2 separate regions of the Homo sapiens genome follow, and region 1 is linked to region 2. A link is a contact called in ENCODE Hi-C or POLR2A ChIA-PET data. All regions are on one chromosome and are shown on one strand. The core of a region is the stretch at or near the end of the contact, and the rest is flanking DNA. Distances in the headings are between cores, read along the strand shown. Region 1 overlaps MAGI3 (membrane associated guanylate kinase, WW and PDZ domain containing 3). Region 2 has its middle 67 kb from the start of LRIG2.

The links. A loop is a pair of places that touch in the nucleus more often than their neighbours do. ChIA-PET counts read pairs that join two places held with the same protein, here RNA polymerase II (POLR2A). Pooled maps may share reads with other maps.
Region 1: a loop to region 2 is called in a pooled map, with 2.1 times the contacts of the local background. The contact joins two enhancer-like sites. A Hi-C loop is called at or near these places in 1 of 168 maps with a recorded cell type or tissue (mammary epithelial cell) and 2 of 50 pooled maps. POLR2A ChIA-PET finds 5 or more read pairs at or near these places in 2 of 52 experiments (AG04450 and HEK293).

Annotation. Positions count from the first base shown.
Region 1 is chr1:113,539,354-113,545,023 of GRCh38, reverse strand. All of the region lies in intron 1 of MAGI3 (membrane associated guanylate kinase, WW and PDZ domain containing 3), which reads right to left. Among named protein-coding and RNA genes, the nearest start is that of MAGI3, 150 kb to the right of the region's middle. RefSeq lists a silencer at 4,303-4,597. Within about 2 kb of position 2,728, at least 2 of the 41 ENCODE cell types and tissues checked have a DNase peak (open chromatin) inside an H3K27ac peak, as active enhancers do.
Region 2 is chr1:113,137,013-113,143,357 of GRCh38, reverse strand. No RefSeq gene overlaps it. Among named protein-coding and RNA genes, the nearest start is that of LRIG2, 67 kb to the right of the region's middle. RefSeq lists an enhancer at 2,383-2,552 and a cis regulatory region at 1,932-2,832. Within about 2 kb of position 2,382, at least 9 of the 41 ENCODE cell types and tissues checked have a DNase peak (open chromatin) inside an H3K27ac peak, as active enhancers do.

The DNA of each region.
Region 1 (5,670 bases), core at 1,479-3,978, 400 kb before region 2:
CCTACGATTATACCTGAGTCCGTCAACTCCTGGGAGGCAATACATTTCAGTATTGAAAATTTAAATTCATTTAAAGTGAATGATACTCCATCTTCTCATATTTTTTGTTTGTTTGTTTAATTTCCTCTGTTTCAGGTTGTTTGTTTTACCTTTTACTATAGGAAAAGGATTTCTGCTATTGCAAGATTATAGAAGCAAAGTAAGAATTGTATAGGTCTGATTTTTACCTGTAAACAGACATTAAGAATATCTTCTTCAGACAGTGAGCTATCTCTTCCCTCTTGTTGCTCTTGCTCCAAACACAACCTTAAAAGCTCTTTGTGCACTCTGAGGCATCTTAGTTCCTTTTAAATTTTGGCCTTTGAAGAGAAAATTCTTAAATGTTTATTTCTTAAAGTCTTAGCACTGTATAACTGTGTGATGATTATGTGCTCCTTTCATCTATTAATCATGCACATCCTTTAAGAAACCTGAGCTGTTCAGGGCATTTTGTACACCTATAAGAATTTCTTCTAATAATTTTTCTTTTAGAACTCTCTAGCCTTGAAATCACAGCCATAGATGCTATAATCTTGCAAATATCTGTTTTCCTTAAAGGCAAAGGATGGGCATAACCATGTTTCAGTTCTCTTCTTTACAATGATGTCTGTAAGACAACTTGGTGACTTTCCCAATAAACTGTTCAATACAACCACATCAACACACAACCAATATTACAAACTAGTCCTTTTCCATTAGACCAGGACTCAGAATAGCAGTCCCTCTTATTACTTCTTCTACCTCATGAGATCTATAGCAGTAAGGGAAGCCTCCATGAAAGTGGTAAGATTAGCCTAATGCCAGACTGGCTCCCTGGCTCAAGGAAGGGGATCCCTAAAAAATAATAAATCAAACTGTCTACTTCTTTGTAAAAATAAAAGTATTTACAATGCTTTTCTAGATAATCAGTATCTATACATTTCATAGTAAAACATATTCATTCTATGACACAAAAGCTGTTCAAAAATACCATATACATTGTTAAACCTAAATTGTCAGCTATCTAAAGGCCAAGGCCATGGTTTATTTTTATTGATTTAGTTTAGTTTTTATAGATTTAGTGTGTACCTAGAAAATAGAATAAGTTAATCAGTTTAAATTTTTTTTTTTTTTTTTTTAGATGGGGTCTCACTCTGTCAACCAGGCTGGAATGCAGAGGTGCGATCTCGGCTCACTGCAACCTCCGCCTCGGGGGCTCCAGCAATCCTCCCACCTCAGCCTCCCAAGTAGCTGGGACCACAGGCACACGCCACCAGGCCAGGTTAATTTTTGTATTTTTGGTAGAGACAGTGTTTTGTCATGTTGCCCAGACTGGTGTCAAACTCCTGAGCTCAAGTGATCCGCCTGCCTCAGACTCCCAAAGTGCTGGCTGGGATTACAGGCATGAGCCACCATGCCTGGCCTTAATTTGTATTTTTAACTATTCATTTGACCCTCTCCATCCTTGAATACATGAAATTTTAGAAGACAGTGCTCACTTAACTGATACAGCACTCTTTAATAGTCTATCTACAAGTTTATGTTAAACTGTGTTTCTTCAACAATGAAACTGATTTTATTTTGGCTCAGTCAAAACACTAAAATAAATTCTTCATCAATTTCTTCAATTCTTCATTAAAGCAGCAAGCTCTATGAGTCTTTAAAGTAGGTTTTAATTATAGTTTATATGTCAATTCATCAAATTTTGTTCTTTATTTATTAACATTTTAAAACATATTCACAAAATGGTATCTGGACTGAAATATAAAATAAGGCTAAGCTAACCATTTGAATCGATTATCTTCTGGCACCATTGGGTATAACAAGTCTACAGCAGGAAAAGCCAAAAACACTTCTTTCTGTGGAAGAGGCATAGGAATGAGACAAGAACAAGAAATGGAAACACTGATGACTAGGGCTGTTATTTTAGAATTATTATCATTATTATATACATATTAATTATATTTATTATAGTATATGCTATATGTTTTAACTCACTCCTCATGATAACCTTTGAAGTAGGTGTTATTATTATTCCCATTTTATAGGTAAGAAGCTAAAGTATTGAGAAGTCAAGTAACTTGGCCAAGGTTACACTGCTAGTAAGTGACAGACCTGGGATGTGAACACAGTCAATCTGTCTTCAGAGCCTACACTGTAAACATTGTAAGCGCTGTCCTAGAATATCCCTGTTTCTTTCTCTCTCTCCCTCTCTCTTTCTCTGTGTGTTTGTGTGTGTGCACACGCGTATGTACCTGTGTGTGTAAGAGACATGGTCCCTTTTGATGAATTTCTTCTTTTGCATAAGCTTATAGAGTACAGGTTTCCTGTTTCATAACAGCCTACTTTTCCATGACACAGTCTAGTCATTTCTGAGTTCTGAGGAGTAGGTACTTAGGGCTAAACGCAGTGAATGAGAGTGAGCCCAAAGGGAACTTAAAGTCTTGCAGGGAAGATAAACATTGAAGAAGAAATTTCAAACGTGGAAACATTATAAAAGAGAAGTACAGGAGTTCCTCTTTATCTAACGTTTTGTCTTCCACGGTTTCAGTTACCCACAGTCAGCCTTGGTCTGAAAGTATTAAATGGAAAGTTCCAGACATAAACAATTAATGAGTTTTAGATTGCATGCCATTCTGAGTGCTGCAATGAACTCAACTCCCATACCGTCCTGTTCCATCCCGCCTGGGATGTGAGTCATCCCTTTGTCCTGCTGTATCATCTCTATATCCATGCCATACATGCTACCCACACATTAGTTACTCAGTAGCTATCTTAGTAGCTGTCTGGGTTATTAGATCAAAAAACATAGTATATGTAGGATCTGGTACAATCCATGGTTTCCGGCATCCACTGGGGGGTCTTGGGACATATCCCCCAAGAATAAGGAGGGGGGGACTACTGTACAGAGTATTGTGGGAATTTACAACTTAGATCCTAAATCTGGGAGTTATGGGAAGACTTCACTAAGTGCCATTGTAGCTGAAATCTGAAAGATAAATAGGAGCCAGCAAGGCAAAAAGGGCAGTGGGGGAAATGTTGGTAGAGGAAACAAGACATGCGACAGCACTTACTTGAGCTGGGGAAGAACACAGTGGTTAGAGGAACTGAGAGAAATCCAGTGTTGCTGGCTCTTAGAAAGTGAGGAAGAGTCCACACAATCTGAGATAAGAGTTCCATAGACCAGTAGGTTACGCAGAACCTTGTAACAATAATTTAAAAGAACATCCACTAACTCAGGTCTGACACTAAAACCCTTTGCAATTCCCATAAGCTAACAACTATCAACATATTCTTTCTGGTCACCTCTATATTCCACATCTGTGTTCAAATGCTTTCTCATTATTTCTAGTCTGTCTCCTACTTAAAAGAATATATCCAAGGTTTTAAACTCAGAAGGTTTATATCTACACATTTCTCTAAGTATGCCACGCTCGTTACAGGCAAGCAGGAACTTAATGGATTTTTAAAATAATTTATATAATTAAATTCCTCTCCAGTCCCAAGTGTGAAAAGCATTAAATACTCTGGAGTCTCTTGAGCCATTTCCATTTTTAAAACTAGTCAGTTTTTCAAGTTACAGTTTGAAGAAACAGACTAAAGCAATGAAGCAATGTTATTATATTCTACATAATAGAGCCACCACCTCAGCAGTCACAAGAAAGGCTCCTGCTAACAAAGGTCACATTCTTCGTCTATATTACGAATTATGGCAATAGTAAACATTAAAATGGGAGTGTCCACTTTCCATAGGTTCCTGGAAGGGGCCATCACAAATGTATTGGTCAGATTTCATCTGTTGCCCTGGGTCCTACATATCACTGGCATTTGAAGGTCAAGCCTGCTGGTTTCCTTACACATGCCCAGAAAGGTTTTCTTTTCTCTCTCCCCTTCCTTCTTATTTCTTACATTCCTCCACTTCATCCTTCCTTTATTATTTTTTAATGCATTTATAATCAGAAGAATTATAATCATAGCTAGAGAAAGAACTCTTTGGCTTAAGCAGCCTATACATCTGGAAAATCCATGAGCTCTACCAAACTAAAAATATATATTCTAAAAGTCTAACACTGTTTATCACATGTAGAATTCCACATTAATGCAGCATCAAAATTGCTCCCTTATATTCAAATTATGTATAACTAAAACCCATCATGCTGTGGACTTTTTTTTGTTTTTATGATTTTTATTTGCTTAAAAAAGCAAGTGTTTCTGTGTATGATGTATTTACAAATAACAATCATTTCTCTAAAAAACTGTCAGACACATGGCCAGGGATCTGAGATGTAAAGAAAAAGAGGTGGTGCCCCAGAGGAAAATGCTATTGCATCTATATCTATATTCTCACTTCTGAGGCAACTACACCAGTCTGTCAACACCCAGCTCTACCCTTCTAACCTCCACACCCAATTGTTTTATCTAGTGGTTTCAGTTTTGTGTCTACTCTAACTAGTGCTCTACAGTGCTGTGTACACATAAATCTACAGTGCTGTGTACACATAAATAAGGTTAAAGCAAAAGACCTGCACATTGACCGCTTGTCCACCTGCTCTGAAAACAAGACGTGGGCAGAACTCTGGAGTCCACACTAAGAAGGTCATCTTTTCATCTCTCCTCCCCATTGGTTCTTGCCACAGAACAGTGGGTACGTGTCTGCTTCCCTCACTGGATCTTAAGCATGTGTGAAGTCAGAAATTATGTTTTGTGTGTCTCTGTATCCTCCAAAATATCTAGCATAGTGCTAAATAAACGCTTGTCTTAAACGTGCAAAAATGACATTTTAAATAATGTGATTGTTATACTGATAGTGTTTCCAATAAATTCATATTAGAAAAATACTTTTACTGTAGACTTCAAAGACACACAAACCCTTTCACTAAGCAACATCATTAAAAGTAATGTTTTGGCCAGGTATGGTGGCTCACACCTGTAATTCCAGCACTTTTGAGAAGCTGAGATGGGTGGATCGCTTAAGCCCAGGAGTCCGAGACCATCTCTATTTTTTGTAGAGATGGGTAAAATGCTGTCTGTATTTTAAAAATACAAAAAATTAGCTGGGCGTTGTGGTGCACACCTATAGTCTTAGCTACCTGGGAGGTTGAAGAGGGAGGATCACCTAAGCCAGGGAGGTCGAAGCTACAGTGAGCCATGATCGCACCACTGCACTCCAGCATGGGGAACAGAATGAGATCCTATCTCAAAAAAAAAAAAAAAAGTAATGCTTCAATATATGACAATGCAGTCCAATGCTCATGATATATTTTAAATGAAAAAAAGCAAGTTACAAAATAAAATATTTGGTATGAATCCAAATTAAACATAACTGAATATATGCAAATACCTAATGCTAGATGACGAGTTAGTGGGTGCAGCGCACCGGCATGGCACATGTATACATATGTAACTAACCTGCACATTGTGCACATGTACCCTAAAACTTAAAGTATAATAATAATAAATTAATTAATTAAAAAAAATGTAAGCGACACACATAAAACAAACTCATTCTTAAATACTTAACAATACTTAAGGTATTATCAAAGGATGTAATTACCTTGTGATTTTGAAAAGCATTTTAAATAAACTTTTTGCTTTTTCTTTTTTTTTTTTTTCTGAGACGGAGTCTCTCTCTGTCACCAGGCTGGAGTGCAG
Region 2 (6,345 bases), core at 1,133-3,632:
GGGGCTACTCCCTATTCCTGCACCTGTGACAGACATTGTTGGTGAATTACAGCACTTGCCTCTGGGGCCTAGATGTGATGATGGAGACTCAGAATCCAACTCAATACAATTCCCCAGGCAGGCTTTATCCATCAATCAGAGTTGGCATGCAGTTGAGACAGTCCTTACCATCAGTGACCTAGTTGATTAGCTAATGTGTTCACTAGAAAAGCTCTGTTTCAACTCCCTTATAGAACATAGAGTAGTTTCTAGTTGCATTCTGTCTACTCTAAGCCTTTCAGGCTAGAGGATTTGGGTTGTGGGTGAGGATCTATTATTAGTCTAATTTGGCATGAAAATTGGAGTAAGACTGCCAAGGTCAGAAAAGTTTCTCCTAAGAACCGCCCTAGAGCATTGTCTGCCTCCCATCTCTATTTCCTGCCAAAACCCACAGAAATGTCTGGTGAGCTAGCTGGTCTTTAGCCATAAGAAAGAGTACCATAGAGGCTACAAAACAAGTGACAAACTACCCCTGGAAGGATGAAACTCTGGGGCAGACAGCAATTGGAGATGCCTTGGATGTCCCAGAGCAGCGGCAAGGTTTTCCACTTGGCCTGAGCTGATGGAACCATTTGCAATGGAAAGCCTGATATCTTCGGTCAGGTAACAGGCTGCTCCAGTTTCTTCTCTCTTCTCCTCCCCCTCCTTCTCCTCTGAGTTGATCGCATTTCCTTGGTGATGTTCATGCTTAGTCAGTAGATCTTAGGGAACAAGTGTATACCCCATTGGGACCTTGTCCGTGTAAACTACTATGTACTAATTAATGTTTTCCTCTGTACTGCATCTTCCTTCCTCTCTTTCTGGCACAAGCATTTATTTAATACCTACTGTGTGTTAAGTGGTAAGCACTGCCGTAGAGAAAAAAGCCCTTGAATTCTGTCTGGAGCCACCTGGGGATGCTGTATATGAAACAAATGCCACAGCCCTCATTAGCAGAAAAATACACTTCAAGTTGCTTCCTGTCTTCTTTAGGCCTCAAGAAAGCTGTAACTGAGTGGGAAAATGTTGAAACCTCACAGCTAAAATGAGAGCATTCCAGGGAATTCTACAAAATCATGAAGTGCCTCCATCAGTTGAACACAAACCAATTCTCAAACCCAGGAAACCGTAACGAGAGATTGGGTGAACACTTCCTAGCTCTGACTTATTGCCAGGCATTGTTCTCATTGTTTTCTATATATTAACTCTCTAAATCCCCACAGTAATGTTATGAGTTAAATACTCTTATCATTTAAAAGATGAGAAATAGAGGCACAAAGAGGTTAAATGACCTACCCAAGCCTCAACAGCTAGGAAGTGGTAGAGCTAGGATTTGAACCTATATAGTCTCATCGCAGAGTCCTAAACTGCCTGAAATATGTACATTTAAGCAAAAAACAAAAAGTGCTGATTCATGGATTGGAATGGAGTGGGATGAGTAATAACTGGGTGGTGCTTTTTATCTCAATATGTTAGATCAGCTAAAGACAGAAGGGTTTTGATAGCTGAGGGGCCCAGTGTCTATCCCATACTTTAAGGAAGGCCTCAGAAAGGCCAGCTGCTCCCCTAGATCCACCCACAGCTCCTAGTGTCCCCTGACAGACAGCAGACTGGTGCCAGAGTAGTTTCATGTGGTTGAGAGCCAGATATGCAAACAGTTCTGCATGGGTCCCTTTATGCACTTACATACTGTATTTTTTACTAGAAAATGGTGACATATTTAGTACCTAGTGCAGCAATGTCGTAGGTCCTACAAGTATGAAGCCTAACTTCTAGAATGGACTCTACCACCTACTGTCCCTTGATTCAGTTCTTTGCAACTATAAATATTTATTCATTCAGTAAATAATTTTGAGACCTCCTCCATGCCAAGCAACATGCACTAATTTGAATTCAATAGTTGCCCTAAGGTACTCACTATTTGCTGGTGGTGACAGTCAGATAACGGGATCTTTATAAGCACTTCCGCACTGTGTCCTCAAAGTGTGCCAGGGAGTGAGGGAGGGCTCAACCTGTCCCTCTTCCCTAGGAGTCTGTGAGCAGCAAATGAGATCATACAGGGGAAAGGGCTTTGTAAATAGCAGAAGGTGAGAATGGGGTGTGTGAGGAGGTGGGGAAGAGGGGGAAGAAGGAGGAAGCAGAGGGAACGGGAGGCAGAAGGGAAGGAGGGGTGAAGGAGAAGAGAGGGAGTGGCAGGGGGAAGGAAGGGGAAGTAAAGTGGGAGGACTTCAACTAGGAGCTGGCTGCCTTTTCTGGAGACCTCGGGCAGGCAGCCGCCAAGCTGAGTGCTCCATCAGGGGCTGTGAGCCTGAGTGAGGCCTCACAGGAGTGAGGGAACCAAGCCTGAAGCTCAGGGCTCACTCTCCTAGCAGGCCAAGTCCAAACCTTGCAACCGTTGCCAGACTACTCTGGACTCCGTCCTAGTGGGGGCCTTAAACTCGTGTTATGTTGCTTGAGACTAGGTGCTTTCGCTGCTCCCCATGCACCCCAACCTCTTCAGGATCCCAGCTTGAAAAGTGACAAAGGCCAAGCTGTCCCTCTATTGTGATGCCCGATTTCTCATGAATCCCCTTATATAATGGTATCTCTGAGAAATGGTGGCTCGAGGTGACGCCAGCCACCACCATTCTCTGTACTGAATCGCCACCTAGAGGCCAGTTCTAGCCCAAACCAATGTGTAGGCCAAGTTTTCAATTTTGCCTCAAGATAGAAAACAAAACAAGAGTTATCTTTGAACAAAAAGATAAAAAGGCAAGAAAATGGCACAAGACCTTTAAAAGGACTCCATCAGTCCCTTCACCAACCCTGTGGTTTGCTGATGAGATATGCAAGGGCTGAAATGTCTCCACTTCTCAATGGGGCAGGATTTCCTCCATGGCTTGGGACCAATGTGAGAATGTCACTGTTTCTCACATATTCTAAAGTCTAGATTTGAAGAACAAATATGCCAAGAAAACCCTCCAGTTTGCCCTGCATGTCAGACCCCAGCCCATCTGCTCCTCTTCTTTCATGCCCAAATTCAGACACGTTGGCTAGCTTGGGAAGACAGCTCAGCAGAAGATAGGATGTCCTTTTTAGGAGAGTTTGCTAATTTGGCTTACATTTCTGGAATTAGATGCCCTACACTGAACATGAATACCCATTAATCCTGGACCATTTATTGGGAAGTAGTTGGATGAGTCTACAAAGGCATCGAAGGTAAGTTGATAGTTCAAAATGAGCATCAAGGCCGGGCATGGTGGCTCAACGCCTGTAATCCCAGCACTTTGGTAGGCCAAAGCGGGCAGATCACCTGAGGTCAGGAGCTCAAAACTAGCCTGGCCAACATGGCAAAACTCCGTCTGTCTACTAAAAATACAAAAATGAGCCGGATGTGGTGACAGGTGCCTGTAATCCCAGCTACTTGGGAGGGTGAGGCACGAGAATCACTTGAACCCGGGAGGCAGAAGCTACAGTGAGCCAAGATCGCACCACTGCACTCCAGCCTGGGCATCAGAGTGAGACTCTGTCTCAAAAAAAAAAAAAAAAAAGAAAAAAAAATGAGCATCGAGGTATTTTGGTCTGAAGAAAATCCAAGCTACATGGTTCCAGATCTTCAGTGCCCCAGCTTGAACAGTATCAGGAACAGCAGAGTACTAAGAAAAGTAAGCCAGGCTCCCAAACTGAGCAAGGACAGTTTTCTTAATCCTCTTTTTAAATTTTTTAGGTTTTTCTGTTCATTCCTTTGCCAGTCTAGTAATTCAGCTTCCCACTACTCAGCTTATTGAATTCTTAAGTATAATTGGAAAACAAGATACATAAAATATTCAAACTCTCATTATCAAAGCATCCTAGTTTGTGACTGCTTGGGGATAGCAGTGTGTGCAGTGTCCAGGGAATGCCCACAGAGGCTGCAATACATTTTTGCAGGCAAGCAGCTGCTGGTCCCTCTTCAGACCAACAACAATTCAAAGAAGGGGCTCCCTTTAGAGTAAACCTGGAGGAACCTTGGGAAAATTAGACTGATGTTTGAATTTATGAAAAAGCCACAGCTGTTCCCCAAGGATAAAGTTCAGTCCATTGATCGGCCAAAGGGCCCAGAGGAAATGAAATTGCCATTTCCTTTACCCATCCACCCAAATAAGTTAGACTTCTAAAAACTGAAGTGTTTCCTTCTCTCCAGCAGAAATGATTCCACTTGGTGCTCACAGTAATCTTGTGAAGTAAGTACTATCATTGCTGTCATGCAGAGAAGGAAACAGAGGCTAAAAGAAATTTAGTAATTTGCCTGTAAGAGGAGTAGTCAAGATTTGAACTCAAGTGCTCTGCTTCCAGAACATCTGCAGTTTTCCCAATACTGCCATTCCCCTTGGCATGAAGCCAACATACTAAGTCCTAAAGAAAATTATCTGAGAAGTAATTCAGTTTGCCATAGATTGTTGCATGAATTCCTACACAACCACTGGAACTACACTATAGGTGGAATCAGTGGGCCAAGGACAACCCTCATTCAGGAATGATGCTCATTGTTGGTCAGTTAACACTATATACTTTCTGGGAGGGTCAAAACTTCTCAATCAAACAAAAAGGTTTCTCTTGACTGTTTCCTACTTCATTCTCTTCATTTAAGCCAGACAGGCTCTTTGTCCCCTATAAAACCTCCTACAAGACTTTGTCATTATTGTTCTCCAGGTAAAGGGAGTCCTCTCCTGGGAAAGTTAAAAAGAACCACCATAAACCAATTGGAAGAAACAAAGACACAATGGGGACAGTGATGGGGAGACATCAGGTGACATCAAGACTTCCCAGGATCACACAGTCAGTGAGGGGCAGAACTGCTCAGAATCCAAGTCCAATAGACTCTAGCTGAATGAAGTTTTCTTTCTTTTTTTTTTTTTTTTGTTGAGACGGAGTCTTGCTCTGTTGCCCAGGCTGGAGTGAAGTGGTGTGATCTTGGCTCACTGCAACCTCCACCTCCTGGGTTCAAGTGATTCTTTTGTCTCAGTCCCCCGAGTAGCTGGGACTACAGGCACAAACCACCATGCCTGGCTAATTTTTGTATTTTTAGTAGAGACGGGGTTTCACCATGTTGGTCAGGCTGGTCTTGAACTCCTGACCTGAGGTGATCTACCCGCCTTGGCCTCCCAAAGTGCTGGGATTACAGGCATAAGCCACCATGCCTGGCCTGCACTTTTCATTTAATCATAGTTTCAGAACATTGTATGTTGTTTCTAAGCAAAATCCAACTAGGAATCCCAGTCTCTAGGGCTAGCCCTAAAATAGCTCACTGGGGTTACTTCTCGCTACTAACATTCCCCATGCCCCATCTTGAATTGTCCCAGATAGAGAAGGGAGTGGGAAGAGGGTGCTCCATTCTGAGTGCCCATAACAATAGCTAATAGCAGCCAAAATGTGTTGAGCACTGTGCTGGGCACTGTGCTTATTACTTTATATGCATCAGCTTATCTAATTATCTCAACAAACATATAAGGTAAGCATGACTATTTCCATTTTACAGATAAGGGGAACGAGGCACAACGCTTCTAAGAAACTGGCTTAAACTCCCACAACTGGTTAAGAAGTGGGGGTAGGACTGGAGTCCAGCTCTGTTCACCGTCAAAGGCAGTGCTCTGAATCACTCACTTTTAAAAACCTTATAGTAAATGCAGGGCCCAAGGACTTTGGCTTACCACAAGGAATCCTCATATATGTAGCCAGCTGTCTCTGCAGTAAATTGGCAGCCCCTGCCTAGCCATGGAACTCCCACCATGGATGGCAAACTGGAGACTTGGGAGTTTAGTTTCTAGTTCTTTTGCCCAAACTCTTTTATTGGGGGTTGGAAGAAAGGTAGGAAGAGCAATGAGAAAGGAAACGTTCTGGCTTAATGGAGAGAGAAAGAAAACAGAACAGGTTTGTTTCTGTAGCCAAAGACCTTCTAAAAGCCACACCCCTGCATTCAAGAGCTGCAGAAGAAATGCTGTTCTTCAATTCTTCCACCAGCCTCAGTAACCATTTCACTAACAAGTCTTACATCAGATAGAACTTAAATTAGACACAGGAAAGGACTTCTGGTCAAAATGAACAGTCATTTCTGTAAATTGGGATTTATCTTTACAAAATCCCTTCACTGAACTAAGAAAAGTCTTAGGGCCTTCTCTAAATAAAGGCTGCCCAAACGCAAAAATACTGCAGCTTTCAACAGGGGAAGACATGAGGTAGTTTTCAAACTTCTCCTCTCCTCCCTGGGTTTTATAGTCTTTTGCACTCAGGGGCACTTCGGGAAATGGTACACATTTGGCGGGTGAGACAAGTGACTGAGGTCTGGAAAAGGTGTGAGAAAGCTGGTGC